2 separate regions of the Homo sapiens genome follow, and region 1 is linked to region 2. A link is a contact called in ENCODE Hi-C or POLR2A ChIA-PET data. All regions are on one chromosome and are shown on one strand. Each heading gives the region's core, a stretch centred on a gene start or an enhancer-like site at or near the end of the contact. The rest is flanking DNA. Distances are from core to core; before and after follow the strand shown. Region 1 overlaps AFF2 (ALF transcription elongation factor 2). Region 2 holds the start of AFF2 (ALF transcription elongation factor 2).

Region 1 (2,700 bases), core at 50-2,549, 110 kb after region 2:
CCATGTTACCTGGGCTAGGTGAAATATTTTAAACACTTCCTCAGACATCTCCAAAGTCTACATTTTACATTCTTGTCCTGAAATCCAATCTTAGTTTCTAATGGCGTATATGTGTAAAGATGCTTTTAACAACACGAATGTTTAGTGTGGCATAGAAAGTCCTTGAGCCAAATCCTGCCTTCAATGTGCACTTAAGTTTCCATTAAAGGAGAGTGGCAACTGAGCTTATAGAGCTGAGGGTAACATTTGAATTCTTTTATAAGAAATCAGAGTACTAGGAACTAGGATATTGAATTTCACTTTTACCCATGCTGACATTGACTTTCCTCTGGAGCATCACCAACTAGTGAGATCTAGTTCAGTTGCATGATTTTTTGTTTTTCTTCAGTGACCAAAATCCAGAGATACAAATCCAGGGCTTAGGGGGCTCGCATATAGATTTGCCATATTGCTGAGGGTCTGTGAGAGCTTAATCACTTTCATATTTTATTTATAAAGCAAATGTTCCATGACATTGAAACATTAAATGTATTATACTCAGTCATGTGCAATGTATAATTTTCTAAAATCTCTGATTAATTTAATATGGGTGATTTTCATTCTTTGATATGTGGCCTTGGTGTAATTTATAACAAGCTATAAATATTTGAAATGCCATGGAAATGTGGTTTGAGGAATAGTATTAACACCTGCCTTCTGTTCTAGTTGGGTTATATTAAGTTCTGAATGTACATGGGTATGTTTCTGGGATATTATTTGAGCTGTGGTCTGTCTGTGTGTGTAGTGACTGGCTGAATTAAAAGGGGTTCTCACTATTTTCTTAGCTTTTGATCTGAAACCAAGTCTAATTTTGGGAGTTTTATAGCAGCATTCCTTTTCTGTACTTTGTAATTCCTTGTAGAAGCAGAAATGCCAAAGTACTTTGCATGCTAACTCCTCTCCTTCTTACTCCACACACCCTTCCCAACTCAGTATGTGCGTTATAACCAGGAAATAAATAACACAATCCCTGTTAAAGCCTGTACCCTGAGACACACACATTGGATATGGTCCTGGTGACATTCTTCCTGTCATGGTATGGCTCAGCCAACCTGCCCAGGGAACTACAAGGATTGTCTTGAAATCTGATCCCTTCCTGCTTCCTTGGCAAGGCAGTTGAAAGGGGCAGCCTCTGAGCAAAGTGGCCTAAGCTTTGCCCCTCCCACATCCATCTTGTTCTTAGGAAGGGAAAGAGTGAGTGCAAAGCAGAGCCTGTGAAAGCTTTTGGCTTTCCCTGAGCACTTCCTGGTCTCCACTACTGAGTAATCTGAACCTCATGAACCTCACTTCCCTTATCTGTCAATGATGGGTGATAATAGTGCTTATCTCATAGGATCGTTTTAAGAATTAGGAATTGCCCATGTGAAGAGAGAGAGGGGGGTGGAAGAGTGAGAGCACTCATGCACACTTGGTACACAGTATGGGTGCATTGTTATTATCGCTGTAGTTCTTTCCCCTACTATTAATAATTCTAACTGTAAATGACTTGGTATTGAGTCACAGGTGGTGAAACTACCTGTTTGTTGCTCACTTGGCAGTTAACGGCCAATCCAGTAACAGAATGTGGGATTCCTGACTCCTACTTTGGGGTTTATTCTACCCGATCATGATGCTCTTTGCCCTCTTAGTATTCCATATTTAATGATATCTATGTTTTTGTGCATTTCCTTTCAAAACGATAAAAACCAAAGTGAAGCAAAACAGAAAACAAATATTCTTGCAAATAACATTTAGTGAGGGCAGAGGAAATTGTACTTCCCTTTTCTGTTTCTCCCCCTTTCATTCTGAGTGAGCCATAGTATTACACGTAAAAGTTGTGTAGCTGCATCTTTTTTCTTCTACAAGATGAGTGATTTATTATTTATGGAATTGGCTTGGGATTTATTTATGCAAGTGAACTTCTGCCATTCCAACTGCATTTCCAGTGGGTAATGTGCCTGGAGAGTTGTGGGGGTTGGTGATCAGGCCGCTGCTACAATCTGGCATTTGGGAAATGGCATCAGGTTATCTCCACTTAGTGACATTGGGCTCAACTGATCTTATCAGCCTTTCCAAAGACTGCTGTGTAATAGTTGAGGGTGAGAATAAAATATGTTTTAAAATATATTTTATTTCTCTATATAGGCATCACAATCCCTTTAAAAGGTATTCAGGGAGCTTGTTAAATGGGAAATAAAGCTAAGGAGGAAACAACACTGAATGAATTATATTAGTTGACATTGAAAGCAGTAACTTATTAAAATAATGCTTTATAATTATTTTACTTAGCCCAATGTTTTTCAAATATTGCTCTGTCTTCCCAGTATTCCTAGCAGAGACATGAAAAACAGGCCCATTTATCAACTATATGATGTGACGGTTAAATGGAAAGTTGGGCTAGATTTTCACTTGTGTGAATTTGCACCCTGGAAGTTGGACATTCATGATCAAGTGGTCTGGCAGGTAGGGGAAGCCCTGGGTGAATGGTTGTTGATTTAGGCAGTGAGATATTTGGAAGGTAAGCTTTCTTTGGAGAAGCTGGCTTTGCTGTCTTGTCTCCAATTTGTTGAAATTAAACACTACATTCAGATAGTATGGTCTAATGGTTACAGTAATGTTTGTGAAGATGAGAAATGTATTTGTATACACATAAGATATATTAGTTTCCCATGGCTGCTGTAA
Region 2 (2,700 bases), core at 57-2,556:
ATGAAGTTAAAAGGTATTTGGATGATTTTGGTAATATGAGATAATACTGTAGAAGCATATTCAAATAGAAGGGAGAATGTCAGAGAAGTATGAGCCAGAGGGCTGCTGGGTGTTTTATGGAGAAACTGAGGCCCAGATAAGTGACTTGCTTGGAGTCACACACAGAGCTACCGGCACCCTGCTCTGTCAGGGCTCAGTCTGCTGTCCTTCCCAAGAGAGTTCTAGCCTTAGGATTTGAAAAATGTGCCAATACTATTCCCTCTGTATAACGACACGAAGAAGGCAAATTACATGCCTAGGACTCCAGAATGCTCATGTCCTGAAATGCCAGAAAGCGGTCCCGCCCCTTCCCACAGACCTTTCTCTGCACGGAGGCCAGGGAACCTTTCCCTCCAGGGAATTGGCTAAAGGGATCCACTCCTTCCTGGATCAGAGGTGGAGGTTGAAGGGAGTAGGAGGCTCGGTTAAACCCTCCACGTGCAGAAAGAGAATTTCAGGCCAGAAGGGAGACGGGCAGCCGGTGCGTGGGATACTGGGCACACACCCAGTGGTTTTCCCATTTCTCAGAGGAGGAGCTAGCAGAAGTCTTTTGCTCAAGGCACCTGGTGACCGTGCGAGGAAAGTGACAGTGGAACCCAGTTTAACAGTATCCTAACCCCGAACTCAAGGACCACGCAAGGGCAGTCATTTGTTCCTATCCTTGCTGCCCACTGAATCCAGGGCCTATAGCTCGCTGACCTACTAGGTGCGCGCCTAAAGGCATGCCTGGAGGGCCTGGGTGCGGGCACGTGGAGCCACGGGGCTGGTGAAGGTGACCGCCTTCTCCTTCCTGGACCCGCGTGCTACGCACTACAGACCTGAGGGATGCTCAGGCCCGCAAAGTTTGCTCCACTACTCGGGGGCTCAAGGAGCTGTGCTTGAGGTGGCAGGGGGCGACCTTCAACCCCACGGCTGTTTGTGCTGTCTTTTCTAGTTCAAAACTAATTCCCAGTGGTGGGGGTGGGCTGGGCTTCAGAGAGGGGTCCCATTCCCGAAGCCCGCGTCCTGGTCCCGCCAGCCCACCTCCTGTATCCCTGCCACGGCCCCTGCGTCCCGGGTCCGGGTCCGGGTCCTCAGCTCTGTGGCCGCTCCCACTAGCTGATTTTGACAGTGGGGGGTGGGAGAGGGTTCCCGAAAGGCAGGGGCGGGCGCGGCGAGCCCCTGCCAGATCCGGGGATGATAACGTGCCTGCTCCATGTCGCGGCTTCTAGCTGTCCAGGCTCCGCCCCCTGTGAGTGTGTAAGTGTGTGATGCTGCCGCGGCCGCCGCCGCCGCCTGTGCAGCCGCTGCCGCCGCCGCCGCCGCCGCCGCCGCCGCCGCCGCCGCCGCCGCCGCTGCCGCCCCGGCTGCCGCGCCGCGCCGCTGCCTCTGCCCCGGCCGCCCCCGCCGCCGCTGCCGCCGCCGGCCCGCAGCCAGCCAGGCGGGCGGCCCAGCCCGCCTGAGCCCGCAGCGGCTGCCGCCGCAGCGTCGGGTCGCTGGGTGCGCGGGCTACCGCGGACCGAGCGGACCCGAGTGGGCGACCAGGCGCTTGCCCGCCCAGTGCCACTGCCGCCGCTTCCTCGCCGGAGCACAGGACCAGACACCTCCAGCGCCCGCTGCTGCTGCCGATGCGGCCCGGACACTTTTAGCTGGGCGGGAGGGCTGGAGAGCCGGGGGCCGCCGAGAACCGCCAGCGAGCTGTGCCGAGAGCCGCGCCGACCCGCTGCGATCAGGGACAGGCGCCCGCCCGCCGCCGCCGCCTGGCCGCTATGGATCTATTCGACTTTTTCAGAGACTGGGACTTGGAGCAGCAGTGGTAGGTGTTGATTTTTGCCTTCTCCTTTGATGAGCGAGTCTCCTGGCGAAGTCTGAGGTTTTCGCCTTTGTTAAGAGGAGCTGAAGCTGTCGTGGGGGGCGCCCCGGACTCCCTCCCACTTGCTCTCAGCCACCTCTGGCCCCGGCCGCGCTGACTCCTAGGTCGGATGCCGGGGTGGGGGGAGGTGCGGGAAGAGGGAGGGATGCGGACCCGAAAGCGTCGCTTTGCGCTCCAAGTCTAAAGAGTTGCATTTGGCTCACATCGAATTCGGTGCCGCCCGAGGGCTGAACCGCACGACCTCCCAGGAGCTTTTCTCTCGGAGCGGCTTGCCGGTCTGGCCTCCTTGAGCCCCGGATGCCGCCCGCCCGAAATGTCTCAACTTTCCAGGTGCCCAACGCCCGCGGCGGGCCATGGGGGAAAGGCAACGGCCAGGTGCGGCCAGCAGCCCTCTGCTTCCTTGGTGGCCACCGCCCCCGCTGCCGCCACCTCCATCCCTGCGCTGCGCGGCGCGCACACCTTTCCTTCTGCCGACTCAGCCCAAGTTCCCTGCACTCCCGGGTGGAGCAGCGGCTTTGGGGGCCACCACTCAGGGGACCTTGGTTCGAGGCCGACTTCGGCGCTTGGCTTTCAAGACTGAGGGTTTTCGGAGTTGGCCCCCCAAATCCGCAGCTCTGATGTCAATGCACATTTAATTACCGGATGGACCCCCTTCGGCCTCCCACTGGGAGGCAGCCGTAGTTTTTTGTAAGGGACCTCCAGCTCAGATTCAAAGGTTGAGTCAGCTCTTCACAAAATACCCTAAACTTGTCGCTGAGACATTTTGAAAGATGGTAGAAAGGTGACTGGGGACCTGGAAAGTTGTTAAC

What was found. A loop is a pair of places that touch in the nucleus more often than their neighbours do. ChIA-PET counts read pairs that join two places held with the same protein, here RNA polymerase II (POLR2A). Pooled maps may share reads with other maps.
Region 1: a map of OCI-LY7 shows a loop between it and region 2 (8-fold over the local background). The contact joins the enhancer-like site here to the promoter of AFF2 in region 2. A Hi-C loop is called at or near these places in 1 of 168 maps with a recorded cell type or tissue (OCI-LY7) and 4 of 50 pooled maps. POLR2A ChIA-PET finds 5 or more read pairs at or near these places in 1 of 52 experiments (OCI-LY7).

Annotation. Positions count from the first base shown.
Region 1 is chrX:148,608,717-148,611,416 of GRCh38, forward strand. All of the region lies in intron 1 of AFF2 (ALF transcription elongation factor 2), which reads left to right. Among named protein-coding and RNA genes, the nearest start is that of AFF2, 110 kb to the left of the region's middle. RefSeq lists an enhancer at 1,734-1,843. Within about 2 kb of position 1,300, at least 4 of the 41 ENCODE cell types and tissues checked have a DNase peak (open chromatin) inside an H3K27ac peak, as active enhancers do; they include OCI-LY7, where a contact is called at or near this core.
Region 2 is chrX:148,499,311-148,502,010 of GRCh38, forward strand. AFF2 (ALF transcription elongation factor 2) reads left to right here and starts at 1,307. Exons shown (of 21, transcript NM_002025.4): 1 at 1,307-1,834. The coding sequence starts at 1,788. RefSeq lists an enhancer at 1,967-2,700.